Regions from separate parts of the Mus musculus genome. Here region 2 is linked to region 1. The links are chromatin loops, found by intact Hi-C in ENCODE. Cell type or tissue: left cerebral cortex. All regions are shown on one strand. Links, peaks and the distances in the headings refer to the core of each region. The heading gives the core; the rest is flanking DNA. Region 1 overlaps Exoc3l4 (exocyst complex component 3-like 4). Region 2 holds the start of Gm40578 (a long non-coding RNA gene).

Region 1 (10,257 bases), core at 2,258-10,257:
CCCATGCGCTAACATGCATGCCCAGGAGTGAAGCAAAGAATTGTTGATCTAGAAAGAGAAGAATTTGAATGCCAAGCTATAGGGCTTGGGGTGGCTTGAGGGTACTGGGGGAGTCACATAAGGGGGGGTCAAGAATGGTTTGGGTAGCTGCTGAGAGCTGCAGAGCCAAAAGAGATGTGGCTGCAGCCAGAGGGGCTGTTTGGTGGCCGCGATGGCTCTTTAGGACAGGCCTGGCTTGATATGAAGGTGGGTGAGTACCATGAGCCCAGAGACTCCTGTGTAGCCTTGAGATTTCACGTGTCCAGGTGTCCCTCCCTATCCAGAATCTGCCCCCAGGCTCCCCTGCAAGGACTGCCAAGTCTGACTCTCTTGTGGTCCTCACAGAGAAAGAACTTTTTTGGGGGTGACATCTGATCCTCTAGTCAGGAGCACACACCGGCCACCCGTTGTTCATAGCTTCTGAAGAGACATGGTGGGCCAGGCTGAGTGGCTGGAGGCTGGATCCTTCCCCTTTCTGAGCAGTGGGTTCCTCAAATGGAACAGATAACACGCCTCAGGGGGAATTGTGGGGACCACATCTGCATCAGCACTGGGAGGGACACATAGTCAGTGCTTTGTAAATCAAGATGAACTCTTACCAACCAAGGCAGGGACCCGTCTTATCCTTTCCCAACACCCCTGTGGTCAGGGAGTCCAGAGAATGCAGCAGGGGCAGGTGCCATCTCTCACACTAGGCACGGAAGGTCACCTTAGATGAAGGAGCTGGCCAGAGACTGCCATTTAATGTCAGCTCTGTGTGGGGCAGGGTCCCTGAACCTGGGTGGCAGGCCAGATGATGACCTGTGGTCAGGGTGGGGCTGATAAGGCCCCAACCAATCATCTGAGCTTCCCTCCCTCTACTGGGCTTCCGTGAAGCTGCTGGTGGCCTCTGGAGCTCCAGAAATCCAGGTCTCAGCTGACTCTAGCAGATTCCTTGCTGGAGGGCGAAACCCTAGGGGGCAGCCTCTGTCCAGCATGCCTTAAGTCCAGGGAAGGGCAGTTGCTTTCTGACTCACCCAGGGGTCTGGCCGACTTAGATTTGTCCTGGTATGGTAAGAAGCCCTAAAGAAGGCTGGGAGCTATGCCTCTATTGGGTCAAGCCTTTCTTCCTCCTCCTCTTCCTCCTCTTCCTCCCCCTCCTCTTCTTTCTTTTTTAAAAAGATTTATTTATTTGCTTCTTTATGGTGTGCGTGTACGTGTGCATGTGCGTGCGTGTGTGTGTGTGTGTGTGTGTGTGTGTGTGTGTTGCTTGGATGTATGTCTGTGTACCATGTGTGTGCCCAGTGCCCTCGAAGGTAGGAAGAGCCTATTGGTTGCCCTGGAACTGGAGTTACAAATGGCTGTGAGCCACTGTGTGGGTGCTGGAAATTGAACATGGGTCCTCTGCAAGAGCAAGTAGTGCTCCTAACCACTGAACCATCTTTTCAGCTCCATCCAACCCTTCTTTTAGCTCAGTTTCTCAAAGAGCATAGGGAGAGCTTGCTGGCCCAATCACCATCCCCCACTTTTGTCTGGCTTGCACAATGTGGTGGGCAGGAGGTTCCAGTGGCCGGGAAGGCTGTCTCTTCTCTTTCACCCCTAGCTAAATATACAGTCAGAAAAGCAAACAACCAGGCTTTGCTAGCGAAAGGGAATGTGGTGGTGGTGCCTGGCAGGGGCCTGAGCAGGGGGTGTGACCCATGAGACCCCCACCACCACACACCCCGTGTGGTGAAGGTTGGGGTTTGGCAAGAGGGGGGAATGCAGTAGGTAGGAAATACATTGGGATTCCTCAGCTCCAGGTTAAATATAGACCTGAAGCCCCTCCCACCACCTTCCCTTCAGGCTGTGTGGTGAAGATAAGTGGCTGGGTGCCTGAGGCTAGGGCTCTAGGGCACCACTGTACCCTCCTCCAGATCCCAGGCTCCGGCCCCAGAAGGGAAAGCCTCTTAAGAAGCTTCCGGTTTGAGCAGCCAAGATCCTGCCTTTCGAGCTGAAGGGGTGAGTCCACGTCTCTGGAGGGGTGAAGGGGGGCTGTGGGAAGGAGGGATGGGGAAAGGTTTAGGCCTTAGAATCTAAAATCCTAGAAATTTGGGATGTGGGTCCTGGGCTCTGCCCTTGTGGGTTGTGGGTTGGGCTGGTTCCCAGAATAAGCAAGCTCAATACTCCTTTGAGTCCAACTGGGAATTCCTCAGGCTCTGTGAAGGTGGACACCTGGGAGAGAGCCTCTGGGAATGGCACCAGGAAGGCATTCTGCTGGCAAACGTTGTCTGCACCCTCACACCCATTGCACTGGGCATGCAAAAGGCTCTGGCCAACCCAGCACTAGCAGACATTTCTTTCCCCCTAGAAGTGACCAAGCCTCCCTGCAGCATGTTCCAGGGTCCCCTGAGTCCTGGAGTTTAGCCAGGGTTGGGTATCTGCTTCCTGGGCTGGGCTTGGTGCCCTCCAGGCCCCTTGAGCCACTTTCTCACCCTCAGCTCTCCTGCTGCCAAGATGCCTTTGCCTCAGACAGGGGCCCCTGGGCCAGAGGTAAAAAGCCCCAGGGAGCCTAGGAAGTCACAGACCCTCCCTGTGACCACCTGGAAGTCCAACAGTATGAAAGAGCAGAGCGTGCACCACGGGGGCAGCTTGAGACCCAGCCTGGGCATGCTGAAGCAGACCCTCTTCCGGACCAGCCTGAGAACTTCAACCCACAAGCCCAAGGAGGACCCAGGCCTGTTCAGGCGCAGCTCCCGTTTCCTGTTCAGGTCCTTGAGACGGGCCATAGATGAAGGCTTAACTGCTGGGCATCCCCAAGGCCCTGCGGTACCAGAGAAGCCCTCCAAAGTCACAGATGGCGTCAGCAGGCAGGCAGCCACTGGGACAGAGGCTGAGGATCTGGAACCCCAGGCAGGTAAGGTCTCACACAACACCATGAGAGAAAACAGAGGGTAGAGGGGGCAGGAGCTGAGCTGGGTATCCCAGCAGACTCTCCTCGAGGCCTAATTCACCCAAACTCTGCCTTCTGCACACATTCTTTTAGTATCTAGCAAGGGAAGCCCTTTCCTCTCAACACAGCCTTTGGGCAAATGAGAAACATCGGGCTCAGCTAAGTGACTTGCTTAGTGTTTAACAGCAACCAGTAAGAGGTGGGATTTGAACCCAGATCTGCATGACTGTAGAGCTATAGGCCATGCATGGGACTTTCACAGCCTGGCCCCTTGAACAAACCCATCCTAGGCATTGGGCTCTGACCACAGGGTCACAGAGGTTCATGGAAGCCATGGTTACTTGGAGCAGCAGCTAAGGGTCAGTTCGGGGGAGGACAAATGGAACTTGGACTCTGAAGAAGGGATCCAGGCAAAGTAGAGAACTCCTTGAACACAGGGTGGGAAGAGAAAGGCACGGCAGAGAGACTAGCTCTGGACTTAAGGGCAGGACACACCCTGCCCGAGCTCTGACCCTATTAGACCTGTAATTACAGCCACGTATGATGTCACCAGGACCAGCTCAGCAGAGATGGAAGAGAGGATTAGGGGTCGGGGGTGCAAGGTAGAAGGTACTGGTTACAATATAGCCAGCTGTGCAGTCAGGAACTAACCCAAATTGCTGTTTTCAGCCATTTGTTTGGGGCCCTGTCACTGTTCCTTCTAATGTGACTATTAGCAGGGACTTCTGGCAGGTAGAGCAATTCAGTTGTGCACAGGACAGCTGGGCAGTGGCCAGGTGGCTCAGCCCAAAGCTCGCAGAGCAACCTAAATATCTGGATTAGTACCAGGACCATAGATGGGTTCCTCTCATTACGCCCTTTCTCACTTGCGGTTGCAGAAAGTAAATCCGTGGCAGACCTCATCACTGAGCGGCAGCTAGTGAAGGCCTTTGAACAATTGCGGTACCTGGAGACGCAGCTGGTAGCCGACAAAACTTCCCGCACCTTTACACAGGACCCCACCGCCTATGCTCGGCGCGCTATGGACCTTTGTCTACATTACGACGGAATGGCTGCGGAGATCGGAGCCATTGTGCGCGAGGCGCTGAGTTCCGAAGGCGTGGATCGAGACGCTCTAGCGGAACTGGCCCAAGTGGTACACTTGGAAGAGGAGGCCCATCAGACCTCCCAGGCCGAGGGTGATTTCTTGAGTACACCCCGCCACTGGCGTATGCATTGGGAGGACGCGGTGCGTCTCAGCGCTCAGGAGCGCGTACAGCAGGCAGGCGCAAAAGTCATCCCCGGGGCTGCGGAGGGCTCATCCGACCTAGCCCAGCTTCTGGCTGAGCTCGGCGGTGTGGTTCGCCACGACCTGCAGAAGGTGCGCTTAGAGATGCAGCCCGCTTACGAAGCCACCGACTTCCCAGTGTGGGAGACCTACTTGCGTGCCTTCCACAGCGCTGTGGCCCAGCGTCTACAGGAGCTGGCGCGAGACGCCCGCGGCTGTGAGCAGCTCTATGTGCTGTTAGACTGGGCCGCTAATGTCTATGGCAGGTGAGGCCTGAGCTAGGGTATTTTAGGCAGGAGCGGGTACCATTAACCAGCAGGAGATCACGGAAAACGGGTACAAGAGCATAGGACACCTTCCTTCCCCATCACTGGCAAAGGCGATGGGACACGAGGAAGACTGGGGACTTGGTCATCCTTTGTGCTAGGCTGTGTGCTCCCATCCCAGGTTTTCCTAAGGGACTACCCATGCGCAGATTCCCAAAGCTAGAAAGTCTCTCTTGTGTACTTCTCACCAGTGCCAGGAGCCCCATAAAGCAAAGCTAGTCCATAAGATGGCTGCAAGTGGGAAAAGGTGGCTTTCCAGGCACACCACCACCCAGCTTGCTGCCCCTCTGGGTGGGCATTCACATGCAGAGTGCAGCCTGCAGGGGGCTTCCAACCTGCTGTGTAACTAACTAGGGTGTTTTAGGTCCCCAGATGAATGGGCCCCAGCTTTGCCTCAGGCAGGAATAGGTAAGGGAGAAGGCTGCCGGAGTCCTGGCCTCTTTAAATTGCCAAGTGATCTCAAGCCACTATCAGCCCCTGTCCGGGACACCCTGATTTGGGTTAGATGGTGATGGGGCCGGGGGATGTCGTTTACAGCTCAGTCTTCGAATGTAGGCTGTCCACGAGGGCAGAGGTCACATTGAGGCCCATCTGAACGGCTCCTTAAGCTTTCTGAGCAGGACCAGCTGTTCGCTTGAGGGTCACGAAGTCTGCCCCTTCCGGAGGTTTCATGGGAAGGGAAGTGATGGCATAGAACTCTGGAGGGCAGGGGAGTGGAATGTGTCAACAGAAGAAGTTCAGAACTCTAATAATGACTTTAGACTTTTTTAAAAATGTATTTATTTATTATATCTTAAGTACACTGTAGCTGACTTCAGACACACCAGAAGAGGGCCTCAGATTTCATTACGGGCGGTTGTGAGCCACCATGTGGTTGCTGGGATTTGAACTCAGGACCTCTGGAAGACCAGCCAGTGCTCTTAACTGCTGAGCCATCTCTCCAGCCCCATGACTTTAGACTTTAAGCCAGGTTAGAGAGAGGAGGTAGCTGGTGGAGCATCAGAGGTCCGCCTGGGTCCTAACAACTCCCTCATCCCGGAATCTTGCTTTTTCAGTCCTGACTTCCTGGGCGCCCCAGACTTGGCGCTGCCCACCGAGCCGCTGCCCCCACTTCTAGAGCCTGCTCTGTGGGCTCGACTGGAAAGTGACTACACTAGCTTCCTAGAGGTGAGGCTGGGGAGGCCCCGGGCTCCAGAGGTTGGGTCCTACAGGAGGTTTGATGTGGAGGATAGGGGTTGTGCTGGCAGTGGTCCTGTAAGCGATGGACCATGACTGGAGTCCGGTGACGCTAGTCCTTGAAGGCGCAAAATGGAGTTTGGTAGGCAGGGGGCGCCCTTACCTTCCTCCTGGAAAGCTTCTCACCACAGGCCACTCCTAACCCTACAGACCAAGATCACAAGCTGTTTTGACAGCATCTTGCAGCTGGAACAGAATCGCTGGGAAGCCGACGAGGACCGGGAAGTACTGCAGGGCCTCTACCACGCGCCCCTGTCCATCGATGTGCACATGGTGCGCCCGGGAGGGGGTGAAGGAAGGGCTATGTTCAGGACTCAGGCTCATGTCGGAGATCCCTCAGAGCTAAGTTTTACTGAGAGAGGAACCTGTGGAGTGATCTAGACTCTTGGGGCACATGGCCAGGTTAAATCACAGCTCTCGGGTCTGCCGGTGAATTCTAGTAGCTGTGTGGAAGGGGGGGAGGTGACTCTCACATTGGGGCCACTGAAAACCTGCAGCGATGGGGTGGGCTGGGTTCGGGACTCAACTGCTCTCAACATGTGGCATCCCTGGCAGCTGGTAGCTGAGCATGTGAAGGCAGCTGGCGCTATCTCCGCGGAGCTGGAGGCCACTACCCTGCAGATCTGCGCGCGTGCGCTCTGTCTCTTTGTGCCCAGGTACGGGTGGCATTCTCTGTCCAGGACGGATACCCGAGAATGGGTGGACTGAGTGTGAGGCCCTCATCACGGTGACGACCTAACGGGGGCGCAGACCTGAAGTCAGAGAAATGATTTTTTTCTGACCCCCAGGTTTGAAAAGGCTTTTCTGGCGTCGAAGGCAGTGAGCGAATGGTACCTGGGTGCTTACATTAACGCCTGCGTGGAGCTGAGGTAGGTCGCCCCAGCTCCAGGACGTTGCCGAACACTGCCAGCAGGAGGCGCGCGAGCTCAGGAAAAGAGATCAGAAGCAGTGGCGGCTAAGGGCAGGAGTTGGGGAAGCGGCTTAGTGTGAATTCCTGTGGGTTCCCCAAGGCCTTCTGGGATTGTCCCCTCTTCACCTTGGCCTTAAAGTACTCAGCAGGGCTAGGGCCCTGGAACAAATGAGGGGCTTCAAGGCTGATCAGAGACTGAGGAGATGGGGCTGTCCTGGTCCCTGAGTTCTCTGTTTATTCCCTCCATCCCATTCTGTTCTTTTTCCTGAGTTACCTTCTCCTCCCAACCCCTCTACCTCCCCGCGTCTCACCCTGGACCATCCTGGGCGCCTCTTCCCTCAGAAAACAAGGTCTTCTCTATTTGGCAGAGACTGCTACGGGTACTCCAGACCATACCACATGCACACTTCCCCACAGATATGCTAGTCTGGGGAATACAGCCATCTAGGCCACCTTGTGGGGTTGGACCCAGCATTGCCCATTGTTAGCTGTGTGCGCTGGGGCAAGTCACTTCATCTCGGTGCCTCTTAACTCTTCTAACAAAGCCAGAGCCTGCTTCCACAGGCCATGGGGACTGAGTTCATATGGACTCTTAAAAAAAAAAAAAGATTTATTTATTTATTTATTTATTTAATGCATATAAGTACACACTGTAGCTGCACGGATGGTTGTGAGCCTTCATCTGGTTGTTGGGAATTGAATTTAGGACCTCTGTTTGCTCAGGCCAACCCCGCTTGCTCCGGTCTGCCCCACTCGCTCCAGTCAACCCTGCTCCCTCCGACCCAAAGATTTATTTATTATTAAAATAAGTACACCGTAGCTGTCTTCAGATGCACCAGAAGAGGGTGTCAGATCTCATTGCAGATGGTTGTGAGCCACCATGTGGTTGCTGGGAATTGAACTCAGGACCTTTAGAAGAGCAGTCAGTGCTCTTACCCACTGAGCCATCTCACCTGCCCCCTCATATGAGCACTCTTTATGAGCACTGTGATACACTATGTGCCTGCTTAATCCACCCAGTGTGACTTCCCAAGCCTAGGGTAGCCTGGGACAGGTGGGCAGGTGGATGCTGGTGCAACCAGTAACCCATGCAGCTGGGTACCTGCCCAGTGGGACAGTATCATTCTCAGAGGCAGGGATGAAGCTCATTGGAAAGTTTCTGCCGGGCCTGGCTGTGCTACCATGTCCCATCACCAAGAGGCATGGAGGTCTGACTCAAAGCTGCCAGACAGGACCAAAGCAGCCACCCTGTCACCCTGCTGCCAGAGTTAATGATTGGTTCTCAGGGCTTTGATGTTGTCCTTTTATTCAGTTCTGCCCCTGGGTGTTACTTTGCACAACTCCAGGGACATTACAAGCTAACTCAGGGATTCTCAACCTGTGGGTCCCGACCCCTTCCACAAAGGTATCAGATATCCTGCGTATCAGGTATTTGCATCGTGCTTCATTACAATTATGAAGAAGCAACTAAAATGATGTTATGGTTGGGGGGGTCACCACAACACAAGGAACTGCGTTGGGAAGAATAAGAACCGCTGAAAAATGAACGAACGGGAGGCAGACCAGTGCCTTGCCCAGCCTGCAGGGGTGTGCCCCGGGGGAGGGGTCTTGCTCCTCTGCCTGTTTTTCTGTTTCCAGCTCACTCCGTGTCTTGGCTCCTCCCCAGAACCAGTCTTCTGGCCAGGTTCCCAGGAACCATAAAGGAACTGGAGAAACCCCTAGTGGCTGCCACCAATAGCTTCCAGAAACATTTGCTCCAGATTGTACAGCAAGACATGCAGGTGAACTGGACACTTCTGTGCGCCCCCCTCCCTGCCCCCCGCAACCCCGGTACCCATCTGTGCTCTAAAGTCCAGGCCTAGGTCACACCATTCTTTTGCCCTCTGTGAGTTCTCCCAGAGCAAGGGTGGGTGGGAAGCACTCACCAACCCACTGCTGCTCCTTCTGTTCAGTGGGGTGGTGGGCCAAGAAATAAGGCCTTAAAGCTCCTTGACCAGACAGACACTCAAGGTGCACCCAGCACACACCCTAAGCAGGGCCTGACAAGACTCTTAGACTTTTCCATACCCATTGGAGGAAGCATTATGGGAAGGACCTAGTGATAAAACCTGTGCCTAGAAAAGAGGGCTGCACCAGGGAGCCCAGCACGGAAGGGGGTTAGAAACGGTGAACAGAGCTCACTTCCCATGCCCTTCTGTCCCCAGCCTCTATTTAAGGTGCTATATACCAAGAGCTGGCTCACACAGGACACACTTCGTCCCCTCATGGACAAAGTGGTGGACTTTGCACATCATCTTGAGCATGTGACCCCACCACTGGCACAGGTACCAGGAAGTGGGTGGCTGGCATGGGTGTGCAGAGCCCATGGCTTTGATCCTGACCACTACCATCTCCCTCTCCCAGGAGACACTGCAGGAGGTGCACCGTTTTGTGGTCCGCGAATACCTGGGGCAGGTGCTGAGGCCCCACGAGAGGTTCAGTGGCCAGGATCGACTGAAGGGCTCTAATAAGATGAACCTGGATGCCCAGGCCATTAGCAACACCTTCCAGGGCTTGGTAGGAGCAGCGTCTGACTGTCAATCGGGCTCAGTCTCTGGCCAGCAAACCCAGCCAGGAACCCCCTATTCTGTTGTTTTCATCCTGTAAAGAGCCCTCACGGCGGGTGAAGCAGGAGAAAAGAGCTTCCACTAGGCGGTTCTTCAGACTCCACAGGGAAAATGGCAGTGGGGCTAGACTCTAAAGGGGCGGGCACAGGAGGGGGTTTCACTTTACATTGTATTTGCATACATTTGTGGGTGAAGGCAAAGAAGGAATGAAGGTTATGATGGGCAAGGTCTGTGGGAGATCTTTCCCCTCTCGGGAGCACTTTGAGCCCAAACCCCTTATCTGGGCTGCTGGCCTCCTACTGGTGACAGGTTCCAATCAGCACTTTCCTGGTCAGGGCTCGGATTTCCCGTCTGTGCAGACAGGAAGAAAACTCTCCAGAGTCACCGCAGATGTGGTCTGTGGAATCTTATTCCCTGACTCCGTGGAATCTTCTTATGGGCAAGCCACCCGCGGCAGACACACGGGAAGGGTGTTTCTGGGCACTACAGGAGAGGTTTGTAGGCAGAGACTCCTTGGGGGAGATGAACCACGCACATATCTCCCTGTTTCCTTAGGGCTCTGAAGCCAAGTGGCTGGACCAAGCCATCCTGTCTGTGGCTGAGATCCTGGGCGAGACATACAAAGACGACATCCGGCGGCACCTGGAAACACTTATACGGAGCTACCCGGACATCAGGTTAGCAGATCCTCCTTCCCTCCTAGAGTCAGGGGTCACTGGAACCTGGCACTCGCGCCTTTAGCAAAGTGAGTGCAGGCGTGGAACGGAGGGAAGAGCGAGCTTGTCAGGGCCGAGAGAACTGTGGCTTAGTCGGGAAGCGAACCGCGACGGACCCGTGTGCGCATGCCCGCGAGGAAGGCGCACAGGGACCGCAGGCAAGAGGACCATCCCCTCCCTCGTGTTCTCCACCATCTGTGGACGGCGTGGCTCCACTCTCGGGCTCAAACCCTCTCTGGAAGCTCT
Region 2 (10,476 bases), core at 934-8,933, 79 kb after region 1:
ACTTACCACCATTTTGAGCTAGAAAAAAGACGTAGGCTCAGATATCCTGGTCATCCTGATCAGCCCTTAGATAAAGTGATCATGGGGCTTTGTTTATTGCCTTGCTTGTTCCTTGACTATTTGTGTTTATTGTCTTGTTTCTTCCTCAACCTAGAACTCACCTTATTATTTGCATGTAATTAAAGTGGTATAAAAGCAGACTGGAAAAAAAAAATTAACCTGACTCAGCCTCAGAACCAGCTGGGGTCATGCTAGAAAGTTGTCTAGTTGTCTTTTTTCTTTTTGATCCTTGCTCCTGCGCTGGAGAACCTGTTGACTGACTGAGCTGGCTTGGTCATCTCTCTACGCCTTTTCTTTTGCACTTCCCCCTCCCATCCACTGTTGGCAGCTGATCCCATTAACGACTCGATTCATGAACCCTGTGGGCCTTACCCACACAAAACTTACAAAACATTCCTTCTTTTAATCTATCCTCCCCCTTTGCCTCATAGGCCCTCTTCAAGGTCCCATCCTACACACTGCAGTAACATCACGGTCACCAAGCCAGTATGTGTTACCCTTCCCCCTTGCTCTTCTCCGGTGCAATAACATAACCAGTTCCTGCATTAAACCCCGCTTTTCAAAGTTTCTGCACCCCTGCAACGATTGTTCCCCAGGTTTATCTCTATGAGCCCAAAGAACGCACTTTACAGCTGGGAGGGGACCAGGGACGTCTTCATCCCTCTGTCCACCATCTCAACTGGGCGTCATGAGCCCCGCTGGAGCAGCCCTCGTCCAGACACACCATCTGGCTGGCGATTTCCAGGATAAGTTTTACCCAGCTGTACCTTCCTCCTTGGACAGTCTCTAGTCCCTCCATCGACAGATCTCCCCCCTCCCCCCCCCAGCAAGGGTTGTTCTACAGAACTCTAGACTTATTGGCTGCTGAGCAGGGAGGGGCGTGGCTTGCATTGTGTTGGGGGAAGAATGTGGCTCCTTTGTCAATGAATGGGGCTGGTGGAACAAAACTGACAAAGGCTCAAAGATCTCCAGGGAGACCTCAGGACATGCTATGCACCCAGCACCCTACCCCATGGTACCCACCCTGATGGCTTGGCTCCTCCCCTTCTCCTCCTGGTACTTTGCCCCATCCAGTTTCCAAAACAACAGATAAGTAGCAGTGCACGAACCACTGCCAATCAGGTTCTGGTCCAGTATCAAACCATCCCCCACATGGATGCTGACTTTGATGATACTGCCCTCTTATAAAGCAAGAGAGAGGAGCTGTGGGACCTTCATGGCCCAGGGTTACAGAGGAGCTTCAAACCCAGACACCTCAAACTTGAGGACAGAAGGAGTTGGCTCCCTCCTGCTTCCCAATCTGTTCCATAAAACCAGCCCCGCTAACCCTAGTAAGAATTTATTACCCTGACAGTAACCAAGCTTCACTCCTTGTTTGACCTTATAGGGTCCCTACACACACACACACACACACACACACACACACACACACACACACACACACACACACACACACATTAAAAGCCCCTGAGTATGTAGATAAAGCATCTTCCAACAGCCCTGACCCCTGCCCTGGTACACACACAGCCATATAAACCTTGCCCCAGAGACTCTGGCCACCTCTCCAGGGGCATAAGTACCCCTCAGTAAATGGAACCATTTCTCTGAAGCTGTTCCCAGCTGTTCATTACCCAAGCTAGATCCTGCACTGCACTCACCTGCACCCAGCTAAGCGTCCCTCCCTCTAGTCCAGCTGGTTCCAGAACGAGCCTAGCTACCCTGAGGGGAAAGCAGATGCAGGGTGGCACAGAAGTATGTGCAGAGAACTAAACTCAGGTCCTCTGGAAGACCAGTATCTCCCACTTAACCTCTAAGTCGTCTCTCCTGCCCCAGGTATTAAAAAAAAAAAAAAAGGCACAGGTAACCAGGTATGATAGCCCATGTCTCTAATCCTAGCACTCAGGAGTCAGAGGCAGACAAAGCTCTGTGAGGCCACCCTGGTCTACATAGTGAGTTCTAGGCTACCCAGGGCTACAAAGTAGGAACCTGCCTTTAAAAAAGTCCCAGGTAAGTCTCGGTGCAGAGTACATGCCTCACAATGCTCCTGCAGGTAGGCCCTTCTCTCCTCATGCCCATGTGACTATGGTATTCAAACATCCCTACCATGAGCCACCAAGGGGACCCTAGAGACCCCATAAAGCCACAGACTGCAAAGGGAGTAGAACCTGGCATGCCAGACTGACCCCCCCACAAGTTTAGGCACTGGCTCCCTTTCTTTTATTCTGCTCCCCGACCCCCAAGACAGGGTTTCTCTGTACAGCCTTGCCTATCCTGGAACTTGCTCTGAAGACCAGGCTGGCCTAGAACTCAGGGCTGAGATTAAAGGTATGCACCACCACCACCCAGCCCCCTTTCTATCTTAACTCTACTGACAAACAATAGCCAACTTTGACGCTGTGCTCAAGCCCCGGGAACTGTGTACATTGTGTAATGACTTCTGTCTCTGTGAACACACACATGAACACGGGAAGAGCAGCAGCGGGAGGTAGAGACTGACAGGGGCTCTACAGATTTTTCAACTTCCAAGTCGATGTTCTGAGCAGTGGATCAGTGGGGCTGAAAAGCAATTCCGGGGATAAAAGCATTTGTTACTGTTTCAGAGAACCTGGTTCTGTTCCCAGCACCCACATGGTGGCTCACAACCATCAATAACTGCAGTTCCAAGGGATTTGATGCCCTCTTCTGAGTTCCTTAGGAATCATCAGGCATGCATATGGTACACACACACACACAAGTGGAAACTTAAGGGTTCTTTGGAAAGTCAGTTGTGTCAGATGGTGTTTTGCTGGGGCAAACACGTGAAGGAGTGTTTTCCTGAAGTGGACACAGGTGAAAGGCTAAGACAGACTCATGAGGGAGCATTTAGCTGAAGCAGACACAGGAGAAAGGATGTTCTGCTAAAGCAAGCACATGAAAGGACACGCGATGAAGGATTCTTTGCTAACAACACACATGTATTGGTCTGCCTTACATTGCATAGTTGAGCTGCATTTGTTAGGACTCCATAGAGAGAATGCACCAAAAAAACTTCTGGTGGTGTACTGCAGTTTCTTGTCCCTTCCTCAGACTTGGGCTGATTGGCAGAGTGATGTCAGCTGAGACAAACGCACGTGCTGAGGCAAGACCCATGGAGGACACTTGACGCTTGGAGGATGCTCTGTACAGCACAACAGAACAGGAAGCAGGAAGCATGGGGCCTGAAGCTTCAAAGCCCAGTGATCCAGTTCTGCCAGCCAGGCTCACGCAAGGCAAAGCCCAAAATACTTCAGGAGGAAATGACTCTAGTGAATTGTTTACAGCCTTCAAGGCAGCTCACACACGGCCTCTGCACACAACGGAGTGTGTCCCCAGCACAGATGAAACAGCCACTGAGAGCTGAGTCCGAACTGCCGATGGCTGTGGGCGGACCAATCCCTAAGCAAGTTACAGCCATGAGCTTTGTGCACACTGTGGTCTTCAACGAACCCTTCTGGAAAGACTCGTACGTGAACAGAACTTAGCTCTGGGGTAAAGACAAGAAGGAAGGCTGAACTTTTTGTTCTAGACTTTTCTGCCCTATTGAATTGATTTCCCTTAGGTGCCAATATGCTGCTGACAGGGAAAGACTAAGTCATTTCGATTTCTTTGTACTTCCTGAGTTCACTTTCTAAAAAGGGAAGGGAAGGGAAGGAAACGAAATGAAAGGGGAAACAAAGCCAGGTGTGGTGGTGGCACATCACAATCCCAGTACTAAGGAGGTAGAGGCAGGAAGGTCAGGAGTTCAAGGTCGTTCTCAGCTATACAGCAAGCTGAAGCACATTGAGGTCGGCTTGGCCTTAAGGTCCTCCACACTCAGGGTCCCTCCCACAGGGTCCACTCTCCCCGGGGACCATCCAGAGCTTTGCCTGACTTCCACAAAGTCAGCTGCTTTGTCAAGTCCTGCTAACCATCCTTTGTCTACAGGGCATCCCTGCTTCCCCATGTGTGGACTGAAGGGAAGCCTCCGCTGTCATCACACACACACACACACACACACACACACACACACACACACACATACACACCACTGAGACAGTGAAGGGGGTATGTGCGCAGACCTGTCAGCGCTCTCAGAAGCAGGCAACAGAAGCAGCCCTGCAGAAGATGGCTTATCCAGAAACTACCTGATGGGGAGAAAAGAGCTGCCCGGACTTCAGCTTTGCTGGGGTTACTCCTTCCCTGTCTCCCCACAACCACCCAGAACTCACATGACAACTGCTATGACCACGCGCGTCCCAACAAGGTTCAGTGCAGACATCTCTGTGCTAGAGATGAGGCAGATCTGAGACTCCCAACCTGATCACCTGGGACGGTCATAGCAAGGTCTAATACTCTGGTGTACTTAGCAATAACGGCATTGGGAGCTGGAGAGATGACTCAATGGTTAAGAGCACGTGTTGCTCCTGCGGAGGACCCAGGTTTTGGTTCTTGGCATCCAGAGGGAATCAGATACCTTCTTCTGAACTCTGTGGCACCAAGCATGGACGTAGTACACAGACACTCATGCAAACACTCACATAAAATGAAATTTAAATATCTAAAAAAGGAAAGTACAGCGGTGCTCTCCCTGTAGTCGCTCTTTGTTTGGGCCACTGTTCACAGATCATCACAAATCGGTTCACAAGCGCACGCTCTAGTTGTGGTGGGGGTAGGGAGGGGAGCGATGTTCAGCTCCTTCCTCAAAGGATACCTAAGCCTCCCACAGTCACTGCGGGGAGTCACGATCAACCAAAGCTCCTGAAGCCCATTCTGTCAAGCAAATACATAAACCAAAGCATGTGGGTCCTGGAGTCAAGCCGGATGACGAAACCCCCCAGTTAGCGGTAAGCAAGTCTCCGGAATGCAGCAACAATTTCGCCAGAAGGACGACTGTCGTGGAATTCGTTCCCTGGTCCCACACTCCAGCCCAGAACGACTTCTTACACCTACCCACAGAATTGGATCTCGACTCCTGGAAGATAATCCCAGGGAAGCGCCATCTCCCAGCAGAGCAGCCAACAGCTGGCAATAGCTAGAAACCACCAGCACTCAGAGATCACAGCCAGGTTCGCCACCTAGCGGTGATGGGTTGAAGCATCTGTGGGGTTTGGCTCACTGTCAACCTGGCCGGGACTTGGTCCAGGGAAACTCAGAAAGCTGGGCTGTGTCTTAGGCTTGGAGGGAAGGGACAGCCGCAGGGAACATTTTTAAGGAAACAGGACAGTGGACATCAAAAGACTCGGAATTCTTTCCAGAAGAACCCTCTGGGGAAGAACAAAGACAGAAATGACAGTTCTTAGCACTTTCTGGCACTGTGAAGGTTCAGAAAATGATGCCATCATAGTCTCACAAGAACCCACACAGACAACTAGTGTGTTGGCTTCTCACCATTCACTCTAACCTTTAGCAAGGCACACATTTATCAACTGCGATTCAATACACACCCACAAGTTTGAATGAGACCTCCACCCTTATGGACCTTCTGAAGGATTGTTTTGTTTTGTTTTATTATATGTAAGTACACTGTAGCTGTCTTCAAACACTCCAGAAGAGGGCATCAGATTTCATTATAGATGGTTGTGAGCCACCATGTGGTAGCTGAGATTTGAACTCTGGACCTTCGGAAGAGCAGTCGGCGCTCTTAACCACTGAGCCATCTCTCTAGCCCTCTTCTGAAGGTTTTTAAGTGTGTGTTCCATCCAACAACTATAATGGTACTCATTTTAAAATAACTGCTAGGTGGTAGGGGGTGATGGGGGTTGCTCACATCTTTAATCCCAGCACTCAGGAGGCAGAGGCAGGTGGAATCTCTGAGCTTGAGGCCACCCTAGTCTACATAGTGAGTTCCAGGACAGCCAGGGATATGTGTGGAGACCCTGTCTCAAAAATACAAATTATGAAGGGTCCCAGAGAGGTAGGTCAGTGTTTGAGAGCTCTTGCTGAGCGATCGTGAAGACCAGAGTTCATACTCCAGCACCCATATGATAAGCTAGGTGTCCCATGCATGCCAGCAACCCTGTCTGCGAGATGGAAGAAGGGAGGAGGATTGGTGGGGTTTACCGACTTCCAGCCTACCCAAGAAAACTCAAACCCCACGTTCAGAAAGAGACTCTGCCACAAAGGGTAAGTGATGGGGGCTGGAGGACACCATCTCTCTTGGGGGCTGGAGGACACCATCTCTCTTCGGGACTCCATGAGAGTGTGGGTTCTCAACCTTCCTGAGCTGTGACCCTTTAATACAGTTACCACATGAGTTGTGGTGACCCCAACCATAAATTAGTTTATTGCTACTTCATAACTAATTTTGCTACTGTTATGAATTCGATGTGATTACTGTTATACAAATATCTGATATGTGATCCCAAGGGGGGTGTTGACCCACAGGTTGAGAAACATTGATATACATATATATAACTCTGCCACACACATACAAACAAATAATTTATGCTGATGAGGTAATACAAACCTGTAGCACAAGCTCTTAGAAGCTGAGGCAGGAGGATTTCATGTCTTAAGCCCCTGTCTCAAAAAATACATTTGTTATTCTGTTTATAAGTTCAGTTGAGGGGCTGGAGAGATGGCTTAGAGGTTAAGAGCACTGTGTGTTCTTCCAGAGGTCCTGAGTTCAATTCCCAGCAACCACATGGTGGCTCACAACCATCTGTAATATGATCTGATGCCCATTTCTGGTATACAGATGTACATTCAGACAGGGCACTCATATATGTAAAATAAATAAATTTTAAAAACAAGTTCAGTTGATTTTATAAGTTCAGTCTCATTTGCCAGCTGTTCTAAATAAAAACCCTTAAATCTTTTTGTATATGTAATTACTTTAAATACAATTGAACAGCTGACAAAATACTCTCTAGTGTGTAAGACAGGTCTTTTTTTTTTTTATTTTATTTTAGCCAGGTGGGAGGTGGAGGTAGGCAGATCATTGAGTTTGAGGCCAGCCAGTCTACAGATCAAGTTCCAGGACAACCAGGGCTACAAAGAGAAACTATCTTGAAAAAGCAAACAAAAATATCTATTGTTGTGGCTGGGGAGTTGGCTTGATGATTAAGAGCACTGGATTCTCTTCTATAGGTTTAATACCCAGCATCTACATAGTAGCTCGCAACCTCTTATAGCTCCAGTCCTAGGGGATCTGACGCCCTCTTCTGGCCTCTGTGGCCACTGCGAGCATATGGTAGACAAACACACATACAGGAAAAACACACACATATAAAAGTTACAGAAGAATCCATTTTAAATGTTTATTTATATGATTTCACGTGTGTGTTGGGGTGGAATATGTACACCTGAGTGTAAATGTCCATACAGGCCGGATGTATCAGCTCTCCCTAGAGGTGGAGATGCAGTGGTGGGATGGTGGGGTACCAGATGGGTGAGTGGTGAGGACCAACTCAGATCCTCGGCAAGAACGGTAGACACTCTGTTGAGAGCTTTTGGTGCCTCTTCTAGGAATTTGGCACTGAGCCGGACAAGGAAGTAGGCTATGGCAAGAATATTAGAAATGGCGTCCACGGGCTTTGTTTACGGTGGTGCTTTGTTACCATCTTGTGTGACCTCCTTGTTCACTACTTCGCTTGATTACTTTGTCTGTGATCTAAGAACCGACCATGAGTTTTGGGTGCACCTAGAATGATATAGAAGCAGGCTGGAGAGGATTAAAGCTGCTTCATCGTCAGCACGGGCTGGAGTCAGGTTATAGTTTTGTCTGTCTTTCTTTTTCAATCCTCACTCCCTTGCTTGAGACCCGGTTGACTGACTGGGCTGGCTTGGTCATACTCTTAGCTTCTGAGCCATCTCTCGAGATGCCGGGATAGATCGTACGTCCAAATTCTCTCCTATCCCTCAAGTCACAAAAACATGAGACCCAACTAACGTGATCATTTACCTCCCTGTTCCAGGGATGGGGCTTCAGGTCTACAAGAGGCGAAGGTTTCATTTCGGTGCTGCTGGTCTCAGGTTAATCACAGCCGATTGCTCTGCCCAAGCTGACTTAGAAACCACAGATCCTTAAATCAAAAGTATCATAGGAGCGACCTTGATAAAAGTCATTACGGGACGCTCAGGCTTCCCTCTGAAGCGCCACAAGCCCGGCCTCCATCTGTGCTGATCTCCACAGATCATCTCCAGGCTTCCACAGAGCTGTCATCTGAGCTCGGGTGCTCAAGGGCTTTTCCAGCCCTAAGCTCTGAAATCCTTCCACAAGCCTCTCCCAGAACAACACAGCAATATCCCAATTAATATGTGTGTGTGAGTTTGTGTCAGGTTTGTACCAGTTCTGTTCTAGTTTGCCTTCTGGGATAAGCGTTTGCCTTAGTTAGGGTTTTGCTGCTGTGAACAGACACTGTGACCAAGGCAAGTCTCATAAGGACAACATTTAATTGGGGCTGGCTTACAGGTTCAGAGGTTCAGTCCATTATCATCAAGGTGGGAACATGGCAACATCCAGGCAGGCATGGTGCAGGAGGAGCTGAGAGTTCTACATCTTCATCTGAAAGCTGCTAGCACAATACTGACTTCCAGGCAGCTAAAGTGAGTCTTAAAGCCCACACCCACAGTGACACACCTACTCTAACAAGGCCACACCTCCTAATAGTGCCACTCCCTGGGCCAAGCATATACATACCATATCATCGACCAAAAGCAACTTGAGGGGAAGGGTTTGTCCCACCTGACATCTTACTGTTCATCACAGGGGAGTCAGAGCAGGAATCTGAGGCAGGAACCCGGAGACGGGAACCAAAGCAGAGCCATGGAGAAATACTGCTCACTGCTTGCTTCTTTCAGCTCGCTCAGCTTGCTTTTTATACAGCCCAGGACCACCTGCCCAGGGCGGCACTGCTCACAATGGACGGGACCCTCCCACGCACCACTAACCAAGAGGATGCCCTGTAGACTTGGCTCTACAGTCAATCTGATGGCGGCATGCTCAGGTGAAGCTCTCTCTTCCCAGATGACTTGGCTTGTGTCAAGCAGGGGCTTGGTGGGAGTGAGCAAGGATAATAAAGGGTAATGCAGTGTGTGAATGTGATTACAAGCATCACCTATGTCTGCTAACATCTCATAGTAAACCCATGATTAAGAATAATTAATATGTGATCATTAATACATCATAGCACAAACAACCTCAAAAGGAAAAAAAAATGTTTTGATTAAATGAAGCAGGAAAAATAGTGCCTCCAACAGAAGTACAGCCCAAGGACTCCAAAGGCTTCTCCCAGATGTCCCATCTTGGCAGTGCTAATACAAGGCTGGAGCTAGAGAGAAGTGTGTTGAGGCCTGGGATCAGCACTCAGAGGATGGAGCACCACAGGTTCACACAAGACAAGTGATGAGCAGACGGTGTCGCCCAAAGGTCCCTGCTGTCGACTCCACAGACGCGAATCACGACGCTAGGCTTGAGAGGTTCTTTTACCGTTAATTTTAATGTAATTTTTAAAAAGACTTTATTTTAATTACATGCAGATGTGTGTGGATATGTGCATGTCAGTGAAGGAAGAAGAAAATATCAGATTTCTCGTGATCTGCCTGATGTGGGTACTGGGAATTGGACCCAGAGCCTCTGGAGGAACAGCCAGGACTTTTTAACTTCTGAGCCAGCTCTCCAGCCCCTGAAATGTTCACATCCTTAGTAAGACATCAGTGACCCTGGTCACTTCCCTTCATTTTACTTCTGTGTTTTCTTTGTTTAAAAAATTGAAATATATATATACACATATGTGTGTGTGTGTGTGTGTGTGTGTGTGTGTGTATCTCCAGGTGGTGGTGGCACGTAGTACATTCCTTTAATCCCAAGCACTCAGGAGGCAGAAGCTTACAGATCCCTGGGAGTTTGATGCCAGCCTGGTCAACAAAGTGAGTTCCAGGACAGCTAGAGCTACACATACACACTCACACACACACACACACAAAACACACAAAACCCCTTGTCTTGAAAAATATATACATAATGTATGTGTGTGTATACATATTTGTATATATATATATGTATGTGTGTGTGTATATATATATGTATGTGTATATATGTGTGTGTATGTGTGTATATATGTGTGTGTATGTGTATATATGTGTGTATATATGTGTGTATGTGTATATATGTGTGTATATGTGTGTATGTGTGTATATATGTATGTGTGTATATATGTGTGTGTGTATATGTGTGTGTGTACACACATGTATGAATGTGTCACCTGCATATCTGTAGGTGTACCACATATGTACAATGCTCATGGAGGCCAGTAGGACAGAAGAATACCTCAAACAGAAGTTCAAGGGGGTGTTAGCTCCCCTGTAGGTGATGAGAACCCAAGCCAAGTTGTCTGTGAGAGCAGTGAGTGTTCCTCTTTTTTTTTGGTTTTTCAAGACAGGGTTTCTCTGTGTAGCCCTGGCTGTCCTGGAACTCAC

The links. Hi-C counts contacts between places; a loop is a spot of excess contacts. Peaks named below come from ENCODE experiments on the same cell type or tissue, not always from the same donor. Only the 100,000 strongest peaks of a DNase experiment are listed, where the experiment ranks them.
Region 2: it touches region 1 in a loop (5-fold over the local background); 11 of 42 quality-filtered maps call a loop at or near these places.

The regions. Positions count from the first base shown.
Region 1 is chr12:111,419,565-111,429,821 of GRCm38, forward strand. It overlaps Exoc3l4 (exocyst complex component 3-like 4), which reads left to right. Exons shown (of 14, transcript NM_001289487.1): 3 at 1,935-2,019; 4 at 2,499-2,914; 5 at 3,829-4,483; 6 at 5,599-5,710; 7 at 5,930-6,052; 8 at 6,335-6,435; 9 at 6,568-6,648; 10 at 8,356-8,470; 11 at 8,894-9,013; 12 at 9,093-9,245; 13 at 9,851-9,972. The coding sequence starts at 2,515. Among named protein-coding and RNA genes, the nearest start is that of Exoc3l4, 7.3 kb to the left of the region's middle. In left cerebral cortex, for the core only: CTCF peaks have their summits at 5,864, 6,686 (motif pointing right) and 9,544; DNase peaks (open chromatin) are centred at 5,882, 6,692 and 10,052; H3K4me3 peaks cover 792 bases; H3K27ac peaks cover 72 bases.
Region 2 is chr12:111,499,978-111,510,453 of GRCm38, forward strand. It overlaps Gm40578 (a long non-coding RNA gene), which reads right to left and starts at 2,732. Exons shown (of 3, transcript XR_003950153.1): 1 at 1-2,732. In left cerebral cortex, for the core only: CTCF peaks have their summits at 5,130 and 7,227 (motif pointing left); DNase peaks (open chromatin) are centred at 1,003 and 5,111; H3K4me3 peaks cover 904 bases; H3K27ac peaks cover 837 bases.